Linked DNA regions of Homo sapiens: region 1 is linked to region 2. Evidence: read pairs that join two places in POLR2A ChIA-PET (ENCODE). Cell type or tissue: PC-9. All regions are shown on one strand. Each heading gives the region's core, and the rest is flanking DNA. Links, peaks and the distances in the headings are about the cores only. Region 1 has its middle 41 kb from the start of LINC02997. Region 2 overlaps MAST4 (microtubule associated serine/threonine kinase family member 4).

Region 1 (12,201 bases), core at 4,082-9,081, 900 kb after region 2:
AAAGGCAAACAGCAGAATTACTAGTAAGGGTCTAACAAAGATCACATGCTTCTGAGGGAACAGGACAGAGGGCAAAAGTAGAACTACTGATAAGGGTCCAACAAAGATCAGAAGGCAAAGGGCAAAAGCAGAACTGCTGATAAGGGTCTATGTTCAGCAGTGCACGTATTTTCTTGATAAACATCTTAAATAACAGAAAACAGCGTTCAAGAGCAGAGAACTGGTCTGACCACAAATTTACCAGGGCAGAGTGTTTCCCCACCTTAGTAAGCCTGAGGGTACTGCAGGAGACCAGGTTGTATCTCAGTCCTTATCTCAACCTCATAAGACAGACAAGTCCAGAGTGGCTGTTTATAGACCTCCTCCCAGGAATGCATTCCTTCCCCAGGGTATTAACATTGATATTCCTTGCTAGGAAAAGAATTTAGCGATATCCTCCCTACTTGCACGTCCATTTATAGGCTCTCTACAAGAAGAAAAATATGGCTCTTTTTGCCCAACCCCGCAGGCAGTCAGACCTTATGGTTGTCTTCCCTTGTTCCCTAAAAATCGCTGTTATTCTGTTCTTTTTCAAGATGCACTGATTTCATATTGTTCAAACACACATGTTTTACAATCAATTTGTACAGTTAACACAATTATCACAGTGGTCCTGAGGTTACGTACGTCCTCAGCTTACGAAGATAGATAACAGGATTAAGAGATTAAAGACAGGCATAAGAAATTATAAAAGTATTATTTGGGAACTGATAAATGTCCATGAAATCTTCACAATTTGTGTTCCTCTGCCACGGCTCCAGCCGGTCCCTCCATTTGGGGTCCCTGACTTCCCACAACAAATTTCAACAAGTAACTACTACAAAGCAAAAAACACATTTGAAGAGACACAGCAATCATAAGATCCAGATGCAGGCATGGCAGGGATGTTGGAATTATCTGACTGGGAATGTAAAACTGTGATTACTATGCTAAGGAATGTAATGGAAAAGGTAGACAGCATGCAAGAGCAGAGGAATAAGGTAAGCAGAGAAATGAAAATTGTTAAGAAAGAATAAAAAAGAAATCCTAGAGATAAAAAACACTGTAAGAGAAATGAAGAATGCCTTTGATAGGCTCAGTAGTAGACGAGATGTGGCTGAGGAAAGAATCTCTGAGTTTGAGGATTTATCAATAGAAACTTCCAAAATGGAAAAGTAAAGAAAAAAAATGGAACAAAATAGCCAAGGACAGTGAAACACCTACAAAATGTGTAATATACCTGCAATGGGAATACCAGCAGGAGAAGAAAGAGACAGAGGAACAAAAAATGTTAGAACCAATAATGTCTAAAAATTACCCCTAAATTAATGCTACACAATAAACCACAGATCAAGGAAGCTCCAAGAATACCAAAAAAATTGAATAACAAAAAAAACTATACATAAGCATATCATATTCAAATTGTAGATCATCAAAGATAAAAAAAAATCTAAAAAGGAGCCAAAGGTGGGGGAAAAACCCACCTTAACTATAGAGGAACAAAGATAAGAATTACATCTGATGTCTCAGAAACCATACAAAGCAAGGAGAGAATGGACTAAGATATCTAAAGTGTTTTGAGAAAAAAACTCACCTACCTAGAATTCTGGACCCTGAGAAATTATCCTTTAAAAGTGAAGGAGAAATAAAGACTTTCCTGGACAAACAAAAATTAGGAGATTTGTTTTCAGCAGACTTGCCTTGCAAGAAATGTTATCAGAAATTCTTCAGAGACAAGGATAATGATATAGGTCAGACACTAAGATTATGTAAAGAAAGTAAAAGCATTCGAGAAAGAATAAGTGAACCCTAAGTGACATAAGAGGGTGCATCCAGCCTGACACACTATAGCCAGCAGCACCTTCAAATGGAATGACCATGTGCAGGGTCACACAATTTCAGAGCAACATGGTAGGAGCCACTTGCAGGCCGGGCTGCAGCTCCCTGTAAAAGCGTCTCTTCTGCTTACATGTTCACTAGCCCAGTAACAAACCAAGCATACCTAAAAAACCTTCCCTGGAAGGAGGGGCAACCCACTGACACCCATTTGACTGAAGGGCTGAAACGAGGGAAATGAAATGTTAAAGCAATATCCTACAGATTATGGCCACTGCATTTGGTTGGTTTGTTCAGAGCTGTTCAGGAGGAAGTACATGCACAAAATCTCTTTGATGAAACATCTTGTGGCACACTGTGATAGAAAGGCCCCTTGTGCAGAACCAGGATGTTTTGGGGATGAGCTATGTTTGTCTTAAGCAGGGCCAGGCTGTGTTTGTCAGGCCTCTGAGCCCAAGCTAAGCCATCATATCCCCTGTGGCCTGCACTTATACATCCAGATGGCCTGAAGCAACTGAAGATCCACAAAAGAAGTGAAAATAGCCTTAGCTGATGGCATTCCACCATTGTGATTTGTTTCTCCCCCACCCTTAAGAAGGTTCTTTGTAATCTCCCCTGCCCTTAAGAAGATTATTTGTAATTCTCCCCACCCTTGAGAAGGCACTTTGTGAGATCCACCCCCTGCATGCAAAACATTGCTCCTAACTCCACCGCCTATCCCAAAACCTATAAGAACTAATGATAATCCCACCACGCTTGCTGACTCCTTTCAGACTCAGCCCGCCTGCACCCAGGTGAAATAAACAGCCTTGTTGCTCACACAAAGCCGTTTGGTGGTCTCTTTACACAGACACTTTAGACAGTGTTGATACTCCCTATGCATCCTTCTATCCTTTTGCCTGAAGCTGCACTGACCCCCTACTTCCTCCTTTAGTGTGCATTAGATAGCGCTGCCAGGTCTCCCTACTTTCAGCCAAAACCTTAGATAGCCATGAACACCTTAGTGAGAATAATCAGACAAGGAATTCATTCATTCACAGCAAAAACTAAGTACCTTTCCAAAAGGCACTTATTTCCCATATTAGGCTTATACTGAAGTGTGGAACAGCAGTATGCTCTGTTTCCGAGTTTGAGGAAACTTGGGGAGAGGCAGATGTCTTTCCATGGGCAGCTGAAATCACAGCATGGCCCATTCCTGACAATCCATGCTTAAGTGTCTGTAAGGCAATGGTGTCTCTTTATTCGGAAAAATTTCCCTAGAGACGTTCTGTGTATCTGAAAAGGACCCATCTTGTGTCCATCCAGCACTGTTCTTTGTAGAACTGAATCACCCCACCAAAGAGTTTCCATGACAAAAAGGTCAAAGGCCTGACTTTAGGTTTAGGCTACGGGAATGATAGCATCCTGGAGCACCCTGTTTCTGTGTATAAAGAACTGCAAGGTGAAAGTCAGCAGTCTCAAGACTTTCTAATAGCTCAAGGCTAAGAAAAACATCTTTTCCATGGTGACTCTCATGGCTTTGTTTATAGACACAGAAGCTAGCCTCCAGCCCCAAGCAGAAGTTTGCTGGAATTTATTTGTTGGAGGTGGTAGTATCTTGTTTGTATTGTTAATAAAGCAACTTCTTTAGAAGTATATATATACACACACATATATATATATATATATATATACGTATATATATACACACACACATATGTATGTGTATGTATATATACGTATATATATATATATATATATATATGGAAAGGGATGAAGTACAAAAAAATGAAGTTGGTGATGGTAATAATAATATGATGCTGATGACGATAATGATAGCTAACCTATCTAACATTCAGAATGTGTCAGACACTGCTCTCTGCACATTACATGTTATAATTCGTACTTACCTTACCAAACTTATGAAGTAGGTATTATTGTATTTAATTTACAAATGAGGAAACTGAGGTAAAAAGAGATTAAGTTCATAGTATATAGCTAGTACCTAGCTTAGTAGGTTATAGATTTAAAAATTAGTTTCTTGCCCATATCGTATACCAAAATAAATTCTAAGAGAATTTAATTTAAACAGTTAAATCACAAAATTAAATCAGAAAATAACTAGAAGAGAATTTTTTTGAATATTTATATGATGTCTGATGGGGTAAGATATTTTCCAAGCATAAATACAGTGAAAGAAATCATAAAGGGAAATCTCAACATCTCTAAACACCTACTTTTAACTTTGAAGTGTCTACAAGCACACAAAATTAAGAAGCAAAACATGCTCCTGAAAAGCAAAAAAAATACTCCTAATGGCTAATACCCTCAATACGTAAAGTGCTTATAAAAGTCAATAAGAAAAACAATAATACCTTGAAAGATAGATGATCAAAGAATAGGAAAAGACAATTCACAAAAGAAAAAAATAAACATTACTAGGGCTATATGAAAAATAATAATAATAGCTATTATTGAGTTTTTAATCTGGGCCAGGAACTGTACTAAATAATTTTATTAAATTATTAAATCTTCAAAACAGTTGTGTATGGTATGCATACCCAAGATCACAAAGTTAGTAAGTAATGGGAATAGGAACCCAGGTCTGGCCAACTCCAGACTCATTATTTAACCATTATAGTATACTTCCTCCCGTGGTGTGCAACACATTCCAACTTGCAAGGGTCCACTGAATACCTCTTCCCAACTCTATGTTCAGTCATGTTGTGTTGGTGGCTTGAAATGGGCCATGGTGGCCCATTTCAAAGATCAGTAAATGCTACAAATGAGCCCCCACCACCTCCCCAGACAGCTAGTTGTTAAATATTTACCATAATACAAAAAATGTGAACTAAAATTCCAGTTAGATACTATGTTTGCCTAGAAATTAGCAAGGATTAACAGACAATCACAGTAAACTAAATTTTGATGCTGAAGGCATGTAAATTAGCTCAACCTTTTTGGAAAAGTATTTGGTAGTATGTATCAAGAGTCTTTCAGAAGCTTATATATTTCAATCTTATAAATCTACTACTGAAAATCTAGAGGAAATAATCAGAGATGCATATAATGACCTGTGGGTGTTCATTTTAATATTATTTAAAGTAAAAATGTGAAAACTCCTAAAGTAGACAATATGAGGACTACAGTTAAATAATATGTGTAATAATCATATGATGATATATAACAAAGCTATCAGAAAGTTTTGTTTTTAAGTGGAGGAAGATGGCAGATAGGAGACAGGGCTAACATGCAGCTCTCACCTGGACAGACAGAACAGCATGTGGGACTCACACTGTGGACTTTTGCTCTAAGAATCACCACAGGAATGTACCAGGAAAGCCAAAAGAATTCACAGAATCCTTTGAAAGGAGTGACATGCCAACCAGGCATGGTGGCTCACGCCTGTAATCCCAGCACTTTGGGAGGCCGAGGTGGGCAGATCACCTGAGGTTGGGAATTCAAGACCAGCCTGACCAACATGGAGAAAGCCAATCTCTACTAAAAATCCAAAAAAAAAAAAAAAAAATTTGCCAGCCATGGTGGCACATGTCTGTAATCCCAGCTACTTGGCAGGCTGAGGTAGGAGAATCACTTGAACCTGAGAGGGAGAGGTTGTGGTGAGCCAAGATCGCACCACTGCACTCCAGCCTGGGCAACAAGAGCAAAACTCCATCTCAAAAAAAAAAAAAAAAAAAAAAAGGAAAGAAGTGACATGCCACTGCAAGTTCCACGAGACAGGTGATAAACTGAGTTCCCGAAGTGCGAGATGGGGAAAGCCTGACTCTAAACACATATCCGCACTGGGGAACCTGAAAATCCAGATTACAGGAGAAGGATTTAACCTTACCAAGAGTTGAAATGGATTTAGCATGAAATATAAAAGTAGAAGCAGCAGTGGGAAGAGCCTTGTAGGCACTCCCATTCTCCAGCTCAAGCCCAGGGAAGCCATGCATGACTATACTCATGGGGGCCCTTGGGGAAGGCAACTGGCAGGATTTGGGAAGGGTCACAGGGTGAAAGAAGCTTCCAACTGAACATTGAAATAATTTTGACTGGATGCAGTTTATCTTGAGCAGAATCCAGGGGTCAAACTGGAACTGCTGCAGAAAGAAATGCAGGAGCTGCGGCCAAGAATGTGGGCAGCGGGGGAGGGGTGAAGCCTGAAAACTATGCTTGCTTTCTCAGCAGGGAAGCTTATAACCTGGGGGCAAGGTCTGAGTCCCACCTGCAGGCTGCCTGCAGGGAGAGAGTGAGACTGGCCTTGTCAACTGCATGGGATCCATGGGAGAACTATGGTGACAGAAGCAGCCATAATCCCCTCTGGAACATAATCCTGTTGGCCTGAGAACCACTCCCCATCCCCCACAGTTGCCATGGCAAGCCCCACCCAAGGAGAACCTGAGCTCACAGAATCTATTTCACTTCCCTGCCACCTTCACCAGGGCAGGTGCTAGCATCCACAGCTGGCAGACCTGAAGACAGATCACAACACAGGACTCTTTACAGACAATCCTGGCACTGGCCCATAGCCTGGTAGCCCTGCTGGGTGGCAGGATCCAAAAGAGCAATAACAATCACTGCAGTCCAGCTCCAAGGAAGCATCCCTAGGGGACGTGGGAGAGTACCACATCAAGAGATCACCCCGTGGTGCAAAATAATCTGAACAGCAGCTCCTGAGTTCCAGGTTTTTCCACTGAAATGGTCTACCCAAATGTGAAGGAATCAGAAAACTAATTCTGGTAATATGACAAAACAAGTGTCTATAACACCCCTAAAAGACCACACTACCTCCCCAGTAATGGATCCAAACCAAGAAGAAATATCTAAATTGCCAGATAAGGAATTCACGAGGTTGATTATTAAGCTACTCAAGGAGACACTAGAGAAAGGTGAAAAACAACTTAAAGAAATTAAAAAAAAAATACAGGATATAGATGAAAAATTATCCAGAGAAATAGCATAAAGAAAATACAATCGCAACTTCTGGAAATGAAAGACACACTTAGAGAAATACAAAATACACTGGAAAGTGTCAAAAATAGACTAGAAAAAGTAGAAGAAAGAACTTCAGAGCTCAAAAACAAGGCTTTCAAATTAACTCCATCAGACAAAGACAAATACAAAGAAATTTTAAATAATGAACAAAGCCTTCAAGAAAGTTTGGGTGTTCCTGAGGAAGCAGAGAAATCCAAAAGTTTGGAAAACTTGTTTGAGGGAATAATTAAGAAAAACTTCCTTGGCCTCACTAGAGATTTAGCCATCCAAATACAAGAAGTTCAAAGAACACCTAGGAAACTCATCATAAGAAGATCATTACCTAGACACATAGTCATCAGGTTATCTCAAGTCAAGAAGAATGAAAGAATCTTAAGAGCTGTGAGGCAAAAGCATCAGGTGACCTATAAAGGAAAACCTATCAGATTAACAGCAGATTTCTCAACAAAAACCCCATAAGCCAGAAAGGACTGGGGTCCTATCTTTAGCCACCTCAAACAAAATAATTGCCAGCCAAGAATTTGTATCCAGCAAAACTAAGCTTCATCAATGAAGGAGAAATAAAGTCTTTTTCAGACAAAGAAATGCTGAGAGAATTCGCCATTACCAAGCCAGCACTACAAGAATGCTAAAAGGAGTTAAAAAGTCTTGAAACAAAACCTCTATATACACCAAAATAGAACCTCCTTTAAATCTCACAGGGCCTATGAAACAATAACACAATGAAAAAGAAATCAAGATATTCAGGCAACAACTAGCATGATGAATAAAAGAGTATCTCACTTCTCAATAATAATGTTGAATGTAAATGGCCTAAATGATCTACTTAAAAGATACACAATGTCAGAATGAATAAAAATCTACCAATCAAGTATCTGCTGTCTTCAAGAGAATCACCTAATGCATAAGGATTCACATAAACTTAAGGTAAAGGGGTGGAAAAAGATATTCCATGCAAATGGACACCAGAAGTGAGCAGGAGTAGCTATTTTTATATCAGACAAAACAAGTTTTAAAGCAACAGGAGTTAAAAAAGACAAATAGGGACATTATATAATGATAAAAGGATCAGTCCAAAAGGATAATATCACAGTCCTAAATATGTATGCACCTAACACTGGAGCTCCCAAATGTATAAAACAATTTTACTAGACCTAACAAATGAGATAGACAGCAACACAATAATAGTGTGGGACTTCCACACTCCACTGATAGCACTAGACAAGTCATTAAGACAGAAAGTCAACAAAGAAACAATGGACTTAAACTACACCCTAAAACAAACGGACTTAGCAGGTATTTGCGGAACATTCTACCCTGTAAGTGCAGCATATACATTCTTTTCATTAGCACATGGAACATTCTCCAAGATGGACCATATGATAGGCCACAAAACAAGTCTCAATAAATTTAAGAAAATTGAAATTATATCAAGTACCATCTCAGACCACAGTGGAATAAAGCCAGAAATTAACTCCAAAAGGAACTCTCAAAACTATACAAATACATGGAAATTAAATAATCTGCTCCTGAATGATTCTTGGGTTAACAATGAAATCAAGATGGAAATTTTAAAAAGTATTTGAGGTGAAAAATAATAGTGACAAAATTTATCAAAACCTCTGGGATATAGCAAAGGCAGTGCTAAAAGGAAAGTTGATAACATTAAATGCTTATATCGAAAAATCTGAAAGAGCACAAATAGACAATCTAAGGTCACATCTGAAGGAACTACAGAATCAACAACAAACCGAACCCAAACCCAGCAGAAGAAAAGAAATAACAAAGGTCAGAGCAGAACTAAATGAAATTGAAACAAAAAATACAAGAGATAAATGAAATAAAAAAACTGGTTCTTTGAAAAGATAAACAAAATTGATAGACCATTAGTAAGATCAACCAAGAAGTTAAGAGAGAAGATCCCAATAAGCTCAATTAGAAATAAAACAAGAGTTATTACAACCAATACCACAGAAATAAAAAAGATCATTTGAGGCTACTATGAACATCTTTACACACACAAACAAGAAAATCTAGAGGAGATGGATAAATTCCTGGGAATATATAACTCTCCTAGATTAAATCAGGAAGAAATAGAAACTCTGAACCAACCAATAACAAGTAGTGAGATTGAAACCATAACAAAATATTGCCAACAAAAAAGTCCACGATGAGATGAATTCACAGCTGAATTCTAGCAGGCATTTGAAGAAGAATTGGTACCATTCTTACTGAAACTATTATAAAAAATAGAGAAAAAGAGAATCCTCCCTAAGTCATTCTATGAAGCCGGTATCATCCTAATACCCAAACCAGGAAAGGACATAACAGAAAAAGAAAAACCACAGACCAATATCCCTGATGAACAAAGATGCAAAATTCCTCAACAAAATACTAGCTAACAAAATCCAACAGCATATCAAAATAATAAAACACCATGATCAAGTGTGTTTCATACCAGGGATACAGGGATTGTTTAACATACACAAGTCAATAAATGTGATCCATCACATAAACAGAATTAAAAACAGAAATCATATGATCATCTCAATAAATGTAAAAAAAGCATTTGACAAAATCCAGCATCGCTTTATTATTAAAACCCTCAGCAAAACTGACATAGATGGGCCATACTTTAAGGTAATAAAAGCCATCTGTGACAATCCCACAGCCAACGTAATACTGAATGGGGAAAAGCTGAAAGCATTCCCTCTGAGAACTGGAACAAGACAAAGATCCCCATTTTCACCACTGCTATTCAACATAGTACTGGAAGTCCTAGCCAGAGCAATTAGACAAGAGAAAGAAATAAAGGGCACCCAAATCAGTAAAGAGGAAGTCAACCTGTCACTGTTTGCCAGTAAGATCGTATACCCAGAAAACCCTAAAGACTCATCTAAAAAGCTCCTAGATCTGATAAATGAATTCGGTAAAGTTTCAGGATACAAAAATCAATGTACACAAATCAGCAGCGCTGCTATATACCAACAGTGACCAAGCTGAGAATCAAATCAGGACTGAAACTCCTTTTGCAACAGCTGCAAAAATAAAAACAAAAACAAAAACCAACTTAGGAATATACCTATCCAGGGATGTAAAAGATCTCTACAAGGAAAACTACAAAACACTGCTGAAAGAAATCATCAACAACACAAACAAATGGAAACACATTTGTTTCCATGCTCATAGATAGGTGAAATCAATATTGTGAAAATGACCATACTGCCAAAAGCAAGCTACAAATTCAATGCAATTCCTATCAAAATATCACCATCATTCTTCACAGAAATAGAAAAAACAATCCTAAAATTCATATGGAACCAAAAAAGAGCCCACATAGCCAAGGCAAGACTAAGCAAAAAGAACAGATCTGGAGGCATCACATTACCTGACTTCAAACTATACTACAAGGCCATAGTTACTAAAACAGCATGATACTGGCATAAAAATAGGCATGTAGACCAATGGAACAGAATAGAGAACCCAGAAATAAAGCCAAATAATTACAGCCAACTGATCTTTGACAAAGCAAACAAAAACATAAAGTGGGGGAAGGACACCCTATTCAACAAATGGTACTGGGATGATTGGCAACCCACATGTAGAAGAATGAAGCTGGATCCTCAACTCTCACCTTATACAAAAATCAACTCAAGATGGATCCAACACTTAAATCTAAGACCTGAAACCATTAAAATTCTATAACATTCATAAAACTGCTCTAGACATTGGCTTAGGCAAAGACTTCATGACAAAGAACCCGAAAGCAAATGCACCAAAAACAAAGATAAATCGATGGGACCTAATTAAACTAAAATGCTGCACAGTGAAAGAAATAATCAGCAGAGTGAACAATCAAGAGAGTGGGAGAAAATATTCACAAACCATGCATCTGACAAAGGACTAATATCCAGAATCTACAAGGAACTCCAATAAGTAAGCAAGAAAAAAAAATCCCATTAAAAAGCGGGCTAAGAATATGAATAGACAATTCTCAAAAGAAAACACACAAATGGCCAAAAAACATGAAAAAATGCTCAACATCACTGCACATTAGGTACGGTGTACACTGCTCGGGTGATAGGTGAACCAAAATCTCAGAAATCATCACTAAAGAACTTTTCCATGCAACCAAACACCATCTATTCCCCAAAAACTATTGAAATTTTAAAAATTTAATTTAAAAAATTGTTTTTAAATTCAAAAACATTGTAAAACCATAAATGAAATGATTCATATATTATTTAATATATATGCTTCTATACATATATACTATATATATTACTCAGGTACATGGGTCTTTTTTATATACTTTAGTTGAGTTTTGTATTTTTCTTCATGTAAAACCTATATATATTTTATATATGTCTGTGTGTGTATAAATGTATATGTGTGTATATATATGCATATATATGGACCTATTTTAAAACACTAAATATATATTTGAAATCTATATACTTAAAGCACCAAATAAATTGAAACATATTTCATGCTTATGAGTGTGAAGACTGAATACTATAAATATGACAATTCTTTAAAAACTAACTTATAATAGATGGCCGAATAGGAACAGCTCCAGTCTACAGCTCCCAGCATGAGCAACGCAGAAGACGAGTGATTTCTGCATTTCCAACTGAGGTACTGGGTTCATCTCACTGGGGAGTGTCAGAAAGTGGGTGCAGGACAGTGGGTGCAGCACACCGAGCGTGAGCCAAAGCAGGGCAAGGCATTGCCTCACCTCGGAAGCGCAAGGGGTCAGGGAATTCCCTTTCCTAGTCAAAGAAAGGGGTGACAGACGGCACCTGGAAAATCGGGTCACTCCCACCCTAATATTGTGCTCTTCCAACTGGCTTAACAAACGGCACACCAGGAGATTATATCCCGTACCTGGCTTGGACGGTCCTACGCCCACGAAGCCTCGCTCATTGCTAGCACAGCAGCCTGAGACCAAACTGCAAGGTGGCAGCAAGGCTGCGGGAGGGGTGCCCGCCATTGTCCAGGCTTGAGTAGGTAAACAAAGCAGGTGGGAAGCTCACTGGGTGGAGCCCACCACAACTCAAGGAGGCCTGCCTGCCTCTGTAGACTCCAACTCTAGGGGCAGGGCACAGCCAAACAAAAGGCATCAGAATCCTCTGCAGACTTAAATGTCCCTGTCTGACAGCCTTGAAGAGAGTAGTGGTTCTCCCAGCATGCAGCTGGACATCTGAGAACAGACAGACTGCCTCCTCAAGGGGTCTCTGACCCCCAAGTAGCCTAACTGAGAGGCACACCCCAGTAGGGGCAGACTGACACCTCACACGGCTGGCCGGGTACTCCTCTGAGACAAAACTTCCAGAGGAACGATCAGGCAGAAACATCTGCTGTTCACCA
Region 2 (12,201 bases), core at 3,352-8,351:
CTCAGGTTTTAGCTCCCCTCACCCCCAGGCTTTCAGATTTGCTCAGATGGATGTGCTGGCGGGGATAGTGGTGGTGGTGCCCAGTGGCTGCATCATTTCCTGCCTCCTCATGCAAGGAGGGTGTCTTTCATTATAATAGCCCTTCCCGTCATTGTCAGACACTTTCCTTAGGTTGTTCTAAACTGAAAGCTGGTGTAAAGTCTGGCATTCATCTTTAACAGCTGGTCCCAGTCAGCCTGTGTGTGTGTGTGTGTGTGTGTGTGTGTGTGTGTGTGTGTGTGTGTGTGTGTGTGTGTTGGGGCGGGGGGATTATGGGTTGTTGGTTTCTGCTATCCACAATTCCCCTTACCTCCTGGGTTTTCTCAGTTATGGACTCCTATGACCTTTTCAGCTTTGAAATGCAGGCACACATTTATGTTCTTTTCATCAGTATTAATGGAACCACTTTGGACATAGTATAAGAATGTTGATTTCTTGGAGCATCTTTGGATTTTATCTGTATGCTGAAAACAGTAATCAGCTACATTCTTCCTACTACTGTTGTCTCTTGGTATTAACTTGTGATCTACGGGAAGTGTTTTAGCTCTATGGGGTCATCATTGGACCAGTCTTATGGGAACATTCATTCACTCACCCAACGGATATTTGTTGTGCATTTTTGCTTTGTGCCAGGCTGGTTAAACAAGGACAAATAAGACCCAATTCTGGTTGTCTTCCGGGAGCTTATGGCCAGAAGTGGAGATGGCAGACTGGTAACTAGACAATGCAGAGTGAGTACTATGATGGTTAGCCTGACATGACACATAGTAGATGCTCAAGAAAGGGATAAGTAGATGAGTATAAAGAGTGCTGTAAGAGTACTTAAGAGGATGCTCATCCAGCTATGGAGTTATCAGAAGCCTGGCATCAGTGGTTGAGTTTGGCGGTGATTATTGTTCCATTCACCTTACATTTTGGGTCCTATTGAGAAATTCAAAGGGAAAGATCCAATAGATAAGAAGGATACATATGAGCTTGGAGAGAGAAGGATGCAAATGGCCTAGAGATAACAATCTAGGTGTCATTATCTTATGGGTGCTAAATGAAGCCATGGGAGTGGAGGAGATTAGCCAGGGAAAGCCTGAGGCACAAGAAGAAAGGAGGACCTGGAAAATAACACTGACCCATTAAGGTCACTAATCTTTATATATATATATATATATATATATATATATATATATATATACACACACACACTTGAAGTTCTAGGTTACATGTGCACAACGTGCAGGTTTGTTACATATGTATACATGTGCCGTGTTGGTTTGCTGCACCCATTAACTCGTCATTTACATTAGGCATTTCTCCTAATGCTATCCCTCACCCATCCCTCCACCCCACAACAGGCCCCGGTGTGTGATGTTCCCCGCCCTGTGTCCAAGTGTTCTCATTGTTCAATTCCCACCTATGAGTAAGAACATGCAGTGTTTGGTTTTTTGTCCTTGCGATAGTTTGCTCAGAATGATGGTTTCCAGCTTCATGTCGCTACAAAGGACATGAACTCATCCTTTTTTATGGCTGCATAGTATTCCATGGTGTATATGTGTCACATTTTCTTAATCCAGTCTATCATTGATGGACATTTGGGTTGGTTCCAAGTCTTTGCTATTGTGAATAGTGCCACAATAAACATACGTGTGCATGTGTCTTTATAGTAGCATGATTTATAATCCTTTGGGTATATACCCAGTAATGGATGGCTGGGTCAAATTGTATTTCTAGTTCTCGATCCTTGAGGGATCGCCACACTGTCTTTCACAATGGTTGAACTAGTTTACATTGCTACCAACCGTGTAAAAGCGTTCCTATTTCTCCACATCCTCTCCAGCACCTGTTGTTTCCTGATAAGGTCACTAATCTTTAGGAACACTTTAAGATTAGTGGACCAAATGAATAAATAAATAGACATTTATTTATTGGGCAGTATATATTTGGCCCTCTTCTGTGCTGGGACTTCAAGGATGCTTTTGAAAATAGTATCCTATGAAAGAATTATAAACATAACATTTATTGAACTTCTAAGTGCCAGGTGCCATTCTGAGTGCTTTACATGTATCAGTTCATTTCATTTCTATCACATACCCTTGGAGGAGGTGCTGCTGTCCTCAGTTTTTAGAGAAGAAAACTGGAGAGTTACCTGACCTTTAGTGAATTCATAGAATTAATAAGTGACAGAGTCTAGCTTCAAACTTAGATACCTGGATTGAAATCCAGAGAGTTTGGCCGCATTCTTAATGGTCTTACCCTTTTTTGCCTCTCTGAAGCAGGCCAGACTGATGGCCCAACTTACAGTTATCATCCACTGTGACAAGTTCAGTAGAAGTTGTATCTGGGATAACACGGAAGCTCAGAGATGGGTGTGGTTAGGGTATCTATGCGAAGGTGGTTAGTTTGGTAGAAAAATTGTGATGAGTTCCACATATCCATACTTCTCCAATAGCCTTGAGGAGCTAAAGCTATGATGTATTTTTTTCAATTGTAGGCTTAGAGAGGGATATTAGTTCTTGATATTTTATCCATGAGAGGCAGGATGAGATAATGTCCATTATACTAAGAGGCAGGCTTTCCTGGTCTATGGAGGTACAGCTAGTTTGTTGCTATAGATTAATGACTTGAGTCCTGGAGAAAATAGAGTTAATCCATGACTGTAAATTATAAAGTATGTAATTCTATCAGAAGAGGTATGTTATGGTATAAAATTTCTGGAACATTCTCTTGAAGGCTGAATTCCATAAATTAGTTGGTATATGGAGAGTCAGGCTGGTAAACAGAAAAATGAATAAGGCCAGAAAAAGGAGATTTAAAATTTTAGTTGCTGTTTAAGTTAATTTTAGTTCTTGTAAGATAGGATGAAAGACATCTAAGGGGCTCATGGAGGTAAAATGGTGTCTGGAACATTTATTAATTTTATTATGGAAAATAATTTTGAGTTGTATATAATTTGCCTATAACTTTGTATGACTTAACTAAATTCAGATCTTCCTGCATTAGAACGTGTGGTTTCCTGGTGGTGTCTACCTCCCTGGCACTCATTTCTCCAGTGCCTTCTTTATCAGCCCCCTTTTTTCCATTTGGGAAAGATTTTCTTTCTTAGTGGACATTAATTAGGAAATACGTAGCCTCAACAATAACTGAGAGCTATATTGAGTGTTTAAAGAAAGCTTGTTTAGGAAGATGGTAGTGCCATGAAAAGTAGGGCCAAAAGATGGTTTTGGAAAAGTTGACACGGATTCAAATCGAGGGGAGCATTTGATGTAGATCTGTCTTAATTCTGTCCCAGGGACCACAAGGATGGCATGTGACGTACACTAAGTCTAGCAGAGTGAATTTCTGTCCCATTACTGGGACTGCTGAGGCAAAGATGCTTTTTCTTGTTGGACATTAATTGGGAGATACAAAACCTTAACAGGGCCAGGCATGGTGGCTCACGTCTGTAATCCCAGCATTTTGGGAGACTGAGGCAGGCAGGTCACCTGAGATCAGGAGTTCAAGACAAGCCTTGCCAACATGGCAAAACCCCATCTCTACTAAGTAATACAAAAATTAGCCAGGCGTGGTAGTGGACGCCTGTAATTCCAGATACTTGGGAAGTTGAGGCAGGGAGAATTGCTTGAACCCAGGAGGCAGAGGTTGCAGTGAGCTGAAATCATGCCACTGCATTCCAGCCTGGGTGACAGAGCGAGACTCCATCTCAAAAAATAAAACAACAACAACAACAAAAACACAAATATTAGCTGGAGGTGGTGGTGGGAGCCTGTAATCCCAGCTACTTGGGAGGCTGAGGCACTAGAATCACTTGAACTAGGGAGGCGGAAGTTGCAGTGAGCTGAGATTGTGCCACTACTCTCCAGCCTGGGTGCTGGAACAAGACTCCTTCTCAAAAAAAAAAAAAAAAAAAAAAAGAAAAACCTTAACAGTAGCTCAAAGCTACACTGGGTGTATGAAGAAAGATTGTTTTAGGAAAATGGCAGTGCCGTGAAAGGTGAGGCCAAGACTTGGAAAGAAATCAAGTTCTTACAGCCACTGTAAGGCCACTGGATCAAATGTTGTCCTAAGCAAAACCTCTTGCTGGACTTTTGTGTTGCCCCAGTGGATAAATCCTTTATATTGTTTAAGTCACTGTGATTTGGGTATTTTGTTACTTGGAACAAAAAGTATCCTACTCTTTTGGGGTTTTAATTTGCTTACTATTTGCTTAAGATTTTTTTCTTTTGAATATTCAGAAATTTTTATTTTGGTGTCAAAGTAAATTTAGTGTATCCCCTTTCTAAAATGTCTTGCTTTTTTTCTTCTACAAAGTTTTCTTATTCTTTGTTATTTTACAATTAAAACATGCTTTATATGTAAATAATTTGTTTATGATGTTAGAAGAGGCAGAAAAAAGGCGATAAGGAATGCAAATTTATTTCAGTAACATTTGTCATAAAATACTAAGTTTTTTCTTCTTTGAAGGATTAGTATATTTGTGCTTTTACTCTGCTAACCTCTTAAAAGCAGGCAGGTTGTTTTTTTTGTTTGTTTGTTTACTAAGAATTACTAGGCATGACTTCACCAATGATCAGTTAGCCTCCGTTATTATAATTTTTTAACCTAAATGATTTGACAGTGATAAATAGCTGATGTGGCAAGTCTGCAAAAAGCTTTATATTGTTATTGCCTTTTATCACTTGTGCTCTAAATAATTGTTCTCATCTGTCGACTCTTAGATGCAGTTTTGTGAGGATTAGGATGTATGGAACAGAAAATCCCGCCTAGTGATTTTTTAAAATTCTCTATTTCTTTTCCTTCTTTTCTTCCTAGTTTTCTTCCTCTTCTCTCCAGTGTGTTTACTTATGAAAGTTGTACTCATGATTTAAGATCCAATTCCATAGACCCTCTTGCCAGACCACATGTATGTCTGTAGCTGCAGCATTTATACACATGGCACGAGCAGCTGGGATGTCTGGTGTGCTCATATCAGAAAACTCTGTCAAACATGTGGAGAGGATTGCCTTTTATGCTGCGTTCCCCAGCGTTATGCTCTTCCTGCATCATGAGTTAAAGCGATGGAATTTTGTCCAGGGTCAGAGCCTCTGCAAAACAGGAAACCTGTTGGACTCAGTGAAATAATGACTCTCAATATCCCCATTATGGATGATTAGGGGTGTCCTTGCTCTAGGTTTCCTTGACTCCTTTATGCATCTTTGTATTGTGATGAGGGGGTCATAAGCCAAACTGGGGTTCCATGTCTAGAGGCTGACCCTGTGGCATTGTTGCAGAGCTGATGGAAATTTTGGGGGGTTCTGTCTAGTTTTGTCCAGTTTGTTCTATTCTGGTTCATACCCCAATTCGAAGCTGAGGAAGCAGGCAGAAACTAGAGTCTATCAAGTCTTCGCTAAGGAAACATCTGTGCCCTCCTCCTGAGGAGTCTCTCCGTTTGTTGGCTGGTTCTCCTTCCTTCTGCATCCAGTTCCCTCCTCCTGTCTATTCTCCCCTCCACCTCCCCTTTCCCCTCTCTCTTTACCCTACTCCTCTTCTGCTTTCCTCCCCCCTTTTCTCTTCTCCTGTCCTTTTTCATTTACTCCATCTCCTCCTTTCCTGGAGTTCACTTGAGCATTTCTTTGCCCAGAGAAGTAAGCCAGGGTAAGGCGTTCCTTCTTCAGGGCAAGGCGTTCCTTCTGCAGACCACCATCACCTAGCCGAGCTCTGGTGAGAATCTGTGGAACTGCCTCTTGCCTGTCTCTTTCCACCCTGTGGGTCTGTAAACTTCTTAAGATCAAGAAAATTGTCTTGCCCCCGTTACATCCCCAATACATGGTCAATAAATATTTGTTATTTTCAAGGGCTGGAGTTAGCAGTTGATTTTAATTCTCTTTGTGTTTTTGAGCTGTTCCATTAGGAATCTATGTTATGTATTATTTTTATAATCAGGGCAGAAAGTTTAAAAAGAAATATAATTTGATAAAAGCTGTGTGCACAATAGAGGAGACTCTCTCAAGGTCTGCTTAGATGTTAATGGGGTCCTTGGCAAAAGCATATTACCTCACAGGCATGAGGCAATTATTTATAGTGGTTACATCAGCCAGAATAAAGATGATGAATTCTGGATTCTTGTCCCTGCACATCCTCTGACTCACTGCAGAATTCCAGGTAAAGAATTTGCCTGATTTGCCTTTTATTGCCTCTGTAACTCCTCCAGAGTTCAAGTTTAGAGCTTTTCTGTTAAAAAATAAAAAATAAAGCATTCTTTTGCCTCAACAGCTGAAGCCCGAGGTGCTTTAGAATTAGAGAATTGTAGAATTTTAAGTCTAGGAGAGAAACCTTCGATTTAATCTAGCTTCATTACTTCATCTTTCGGTTAAGAACACTGAATTTCAGAGAAATAAAATGAACTGAAGTTATCAAAATAGTGAATGTCAAAATCAAGGTGTTTTTGTTCATAGTTGTCAAACATTCCTTTGTTTGTTCGCTCTGTCTGTCTACACGTAGCCGATGCTTGAGTTCTTCTGTGTGGCCACATTGAACTACAGGTAGAGCATCTCTTATCTGAAAATCTGAAATTTGAAATGCTGTGAAACTGGAAACTTTTTGAATGCCAACATGATGCTACAAGTGGAAAATTCCATACCTGATCTCGTGTGTGGATTGGTCACAGTCAAACCACAGTCAGCCTGGTTTCATGTACAAAATTATTAAAATTACCTTCAGGATATGTGTATAAGGTGTGTAAGAAGCACAGATGAATCTCATGTTTAGACTTGGGTCTTTTCCCCAAGGTGTCTCATTATATGCAAATATTCCCAAATCTCCTGAAATTTGAAATACTTCTGGTTCTAAGCATTTTGGAGAAGGATTACTTAACCTGTATACTTTTTTTAAAAAAAGGAACTGGTTCTTGCCTAACAGAAATTACTCCATTTCAGAGTGTTCATTAATATCCTTCAGTGTGTCTTCTGATTCAACTTAAATTGCACAACCCTGACCCAAGATGTTGCCACCATTTTAAGCCTTTTTTTTTTTTTTTTGAAGAAAAAAATGCATACATTTGAGAAATGTGTTCTCTTATAATGGAGAGAGGGTTTCTCCTGCAAGTAGAGGCTGCTTAGGCAGTATTTACACTCGGTGCATGCCCAGCAACATTTCCCCATGGATGATAATGTCTTTTACAATTTCGAATGGTTTCAAAACATTTTCAAATCAAATGGGATTTTAGCACAATATTCCATCTTGGCCCTGTTTATTGTAAGAGCCATAATCTAATCTTATCTGTCTATTATGTCCAAACATTCTGTAATATTTCCCAAATCAACTACTTTGAAGTCTACACTCTCTATTTTCTGTCTGTCTGTCTTTGTATCTATCTATTCAAAGCCTCAGCAAAAAGGCTCAGAGAAGAGAAAAAGAGTTGGGTAGAGCATCTCCTTAACCAGGGTTTAATAGGAGGGTGGGCAGGAGCAGCCGTCTAATTTATTAGGCTGCTAGCCAATTTGAGGCAACCTCTTAGTAACAAATTTTTGTTACACAAAATTTAACACCTATGGCAAGAACCATAAGGATGCCTTGAGTAGCCTCAGATGCATTCTTTTTGTGTTGGTCATTGCTCTTAAAGGACAGTTTAATTCATGTGAGATACTGTTGCAGCTTGCTGTCCCTTTTATTCCTTAGGAAATGACTCTTCAGAGTCACCGTTTTCTTAATGTTTTAAAAACCTGTGCTATGTATCTAAATCCCTTTTTATTTTTATTAACACCACATATCAGTGGATTACTATAGTGCATGCACTTCTCTTAGTGGAGCCCCTATTTGTATCAGCGTTTCCTTGGTGCAGACTTCCTCCTGAAAATGAGCAGTAGCTAATTGTGGAATAATTCTTTTTGGGAACATTTTTGTCTATACCCTTCTTTTTGACTGTTTTCAGACTTGCTAAGTGTGCCTAATTTCATTGTGTTATTTATTTTAGAGCTAGATAGGTTTTGGAGGTTCCTTTAGTTTGATCCCCTTATTGTATAATCTGGCGAGGTTATCTGACATTAGCTAAACTCCCAGTATATTTAATGAATAGTAATTTCCATGAACAGTTTTAGTACTGGGTTCAATGTGGTGGACTATTTTGAAAATATATAATAATCTACCATGTTATAATGGAAGTTTACTAAATAGTAAATGTGATAGACACTGTATATATATAGATATATAAGCTGTAATCCTCAAAATAGCTAGGCATTATTAACTCCTTTTTCTTTTTGAGATGAGGTCTCACTCTGTCACCCAGGCTGGAGTGCCGTGGTGCAATCATGACTTACTGCAGCCTCAACCTCCCAGGCTCAGGTGGTCCTCCCACCACAGCCTGCTGAGTAGCTGGGACTACACGCATGCACTACCATGGGCTAATTTTTGTACTTTTTGTTGAGACGGGGTTTTGCCATGTTGCCCAGGGTGGTCTCAAACTCCTGGGCTCAAGCGGATCTGCTTTCCTCGACCTCCAAAAAGGCTGATATTACAGGTATGAGCCACCGTGCCTGGCCTATTAACTCCATTTTATAGAAGAGGAAACCGAGGCTCAGAGATGTTTGACAAATTCCCTGGACACCGTAACGCTTGTCTGTGTGGATACAAATCTGTATCTCCTTGGCTTCACAATTTGTACCATGGTCTGGCCCTTTCTTACCGCAAAATGATTTTGAGGGAGAAGTTGGGCTGGATTTTTGCACAACTGAAATTCATTTAGACTGTACTTTTGGCTACATTTTTCCCCCAAATTAGAAACACAGATAAATCTTTTGTATAGAAAATACCATTGCAATGCAAGTTCTCGGAGCTCCATTGTGTCAGTGGGTTTAAGTAAGTTACAGAGATAGTTGTCAGTAATCTTCAAAGGATATCCTAATGAAATGTAAACTATCTTCCCTCCCTAAATAGAATTCTCATTATATTCCCTTTGGTGCGTGAAGAAAGAGGGATGCAGAAAATATGATGAGCTGAGGAGGAAGACTGTAGGATCCTGTTTGAAAGTGGAAAACAGAAATGACATACTCTTCTCAACAGTGTCATAGTGGATGGTACACCCTGGTCAAAGCCCAGAGTGAGTCTTAAGAGGAGGGTGGTTAATAAATCAAGTCCCTTTGTGATTTTCCTCCCATATATTCTGGTTTCTATTCCTTAGTTCATGGCCTTGTGCCATGACTGGTAGAGTCAAGTTATTGCTTCTAATGAAAGTGAACTTTTGTTCAAGTCATGTTAGTTAAAGTGGATTCTATTAATGGGAAGAAAATAGAGGCATGTTCGAAAAGCCTGCATAACCAGTGTGATAATTTAATCTACCCGGAGTAAGTGTAACTGGTCTAGTCATAGGTTTAATAGGTCCCGTGTGTGTGTCTGTGTGTAGGTCACTGAAAAATCATTTCCCCATATCTTTGTTTTCTATTTATTCTAAATGATCATATTTCTTTATGTAGGATGCTTAGGATTCTGTGGAAAAGCTGATGGTATTTTTAAAAATAAATAGTATTAAAGAAGTGTTTCATGAATAAGTGAGAAAGAACCCTCCTGTTTTTATGGGTTTGTCCCTTCTTGTTAGTATATGGTGAGAGGGAAAAGTTATATCACAGAAGATGGAAGTCTCACCTAAGTAATCTTGTTCAGTAATGCTTACATGTTTATTCTGAGTTTGTGCAGAAGTTACTAAGTCTCATCAGAAAGAGGAGAATGTAGACTTCAAAATAGTTGATTTGGAAAATATTACAGAATGTTTGGACATAAAGTTTTTCAATTCACTGCTTCATGGGTTTTCTGCCTGTGGGAATAGTTTTTTGAATGAATGGAAGGAAAAGACCTAATTCCTGCAAGGATTTTTTGTGGAAAAGGAAATCAGAATTCTTTTCTAAATATATAACTTATGTTTTAAACAGATTGAATAAACCTTTAAGTATCTTGCATCAAACATAAAGTGCATTTAATTTAGCAAAGCTATTTTAATTATATATTTAATAAATTACTTAAAGGGTCAGTAGAAATTAAACATTTATAACAAATCATAGTTTAAAATAAGTTAGGGAAGTTGCATAAATAGATTTGCTACAAATTTTGCAAATTTGCTTTTTCCACAAAGGCAGGGACTGACATTTTTATTTATTTATTTATTATTTTTATAAAAGATGGTGTCTCCTCATATTGCCCAGGCTGGTCTTAACCTCCCCAGTAGCAGGATTGCAGGTGTAAACCACTGCCCCCGGCTGGTGTCATTTTTAAAAGTTAAGCTTTGTGCCTATACTGCCTAGCACACAGTAGATGCTTATTGAATGAGTATGTGAAAGAACAAGAATCAGGTATCAGACACTCTTTGCCTAGACTATTTATCCATATTTTGGTGATTTAATATCATGATTAGTGTGTATACTGGTTATCTATGGAGTTGTGACCAATGACTCCAAAACATATCTGCTTCAAACAACAAATATTTACCATGTCATAGTTTTTGTGAATCAGGAATCCAGATGCAGCTTAGCTGGGTGATCTGGCACCAGGTCTGTTACAAGGCTAATATCAAGGTATCGGCTGGGGCTGCAGCTACTTCAAGGCTGGACTGGGGCACCACCTGCTTTCCAAGCCCACTTAGATCCTTGTCATGTTCTTCTGCTCATAGGACGGCTCATAGCATGACAACTCACTTCCATCAGACGGAGCATGGGAGAGGGCAAGAGAGGGCAGTCCCTCCTTCTTCTTGGAAGGAGAAGTTACAGTCTTGTAACCTAATCTGGGAAGTGACACCTCCTCACTTCCGTTGTATTCTAGTCCTTAGAAGTGAACCACTAAATCCCATACTCAAGGACAGACTAAAAAAAGGTATGAAGGCCAGGAGCCAAGGATGATTGGAAACCATTGTAAATGCTGCCCTATCAGTTAGAAGAGGAAAAAGATGTGAGCTGGGAGCATCTCCACAAGCAGAAGCAGTCACCCTTTCCTCAGTGCTCTGGTATATTTTGTACCCGCCTTGACATTACCCATTGTCACATTTTATGACAAGTGTGTGCGAATTCTGCCTTGCTAGATTTGTGAGTTCCTTGACAACAGAGACTTCATCCTGTTTATTTTTGTGTCTGTGTTCACATGCTGTTTGACACTCAAGTATTTAGAAAGTAGTAGTACTATGGTTTGGATCTGTGGCCCTACCAAATCTCACGTTGAAATGTAATCCCCAGCGTTGGAGGTGGGCCCTGGTGGGAGATGTTGGATTGTGGGGTGGGATCCCTCATGAATGGCCTAGAGCCATCCCCTTGGTGATGAGTGAGCTTTTGTGGGATCTGATGGTTAAAAGTGTGTGGCATCTTCCCCACCTGCCTCTCTCTTGCTCCCGCTATTGCCATGTGAGACTCCTGCTCCTCCTTCACCTTCCGCTATGATTAAAAGCTCCCTGAGGCTTCCCCAGAAGCTGAGCAGATGCCAGCACCAACCTCTTTTCTTTATAAATTACCCAGTCTTAGATACTTCTTTATAGCAATGGAAGAATGGCCCAATGCAAGTAGAATCCACGATTAAGAAAAATACATTTAGAGCTGGACTAGGTGGTGTTTGCTCGCTTCATTTGTGTTCTCTTGAGAACAGAGCTGGAGATGAGAATTTGAAGGCAAGTAGCTTCGGGATGTTGTCAAGAAGCAGGAATGAGGGAGGAGAGATAAGGAAGCAATGCCAGTGTAAGGGTGCTGTGATGGGCAACGGGAATGTCATTTGACTGACACCTCCTGAGACACACTGAAAGAAACACTCTGGAATTGGCTACCTGAAGGACTCTTATTGGAAACCAGAACATGTATGCACCACCAGCTCCTGTGCTCATTGGTTGATGGTTGTTCTCCCAGGGGAATGGACTTTGTTTCACTTCTGGGCCTTAGTAGGCTTACATGGTTTTGGAGAATGCCTGGGGCAGAAGAAGAAAAGTGTGTCTGTTTGAGATGGGATACTTGGCCAGGCCTGGTGGCTCATGCCTGTAATCCCAGCACTTTGGGAGGCTGAGTTGGGAGGATCACTTGATCCCAGGAGTTTGAGACCAGTCTGGGCAACATAGCAAGACCCTATCTCTAGAAAAAAATATTAAAAATTAGCCAGGTGTGGTGGTGTGCGCCTGTGGTCCCACTTAGGAGGCTCAGGTGGGAGGACTGCTTGAGCTCAGGAGTCTGAGGCTGCAGT

The links. Peaks named below come from ENCODE experiments on the same cell type or tissue, not always from the same donor. Only the 100,000 strongest peaks of a DNase experiment are listed, where the experiment ranks them.
Region 1: POLR2A ChIA-PET joins it to region 2 with 5 read pairs; 1 of 35 experiments calls an interaction of 5 or more read pairs at or near these places.

The regions. Positions count from the first base shown.
Region 1 is chr5:67,746,182-67,758,382 of GRCh38, forward strand. No RefSeq gene overlaps it. Among named protein-coding and RNA genes, the nearest start is that of LINC02997, 41 kb to the right of the region's middle. RefSeq lists a silencer at 2,060-2,354. In PC-9, for the core only: no CTCF peak of the experiment used is centred there; a DNase peak (open chromatin) is centred at 6,060.
Region 2 is chr5:66,843,903-66,856,103 of GRCh38, forward strand. The region is part of intron 3 of MAST4 (microtubule associated serine/threonine kinase family member 4); the gene reads left to right. Among named protein-coding and RNA genes, the nearest start is that of MAST4-AS1, 150 kb to the right of the region's middle. RefSeq lists an enhancer at 5,309-6,508. In PC-9, for the core only: no CTCF peak of the experiment used is centred there; a DNase peak (open chromatin) is centred at 6,119; H3K27ac peaks cover 1,742 bases.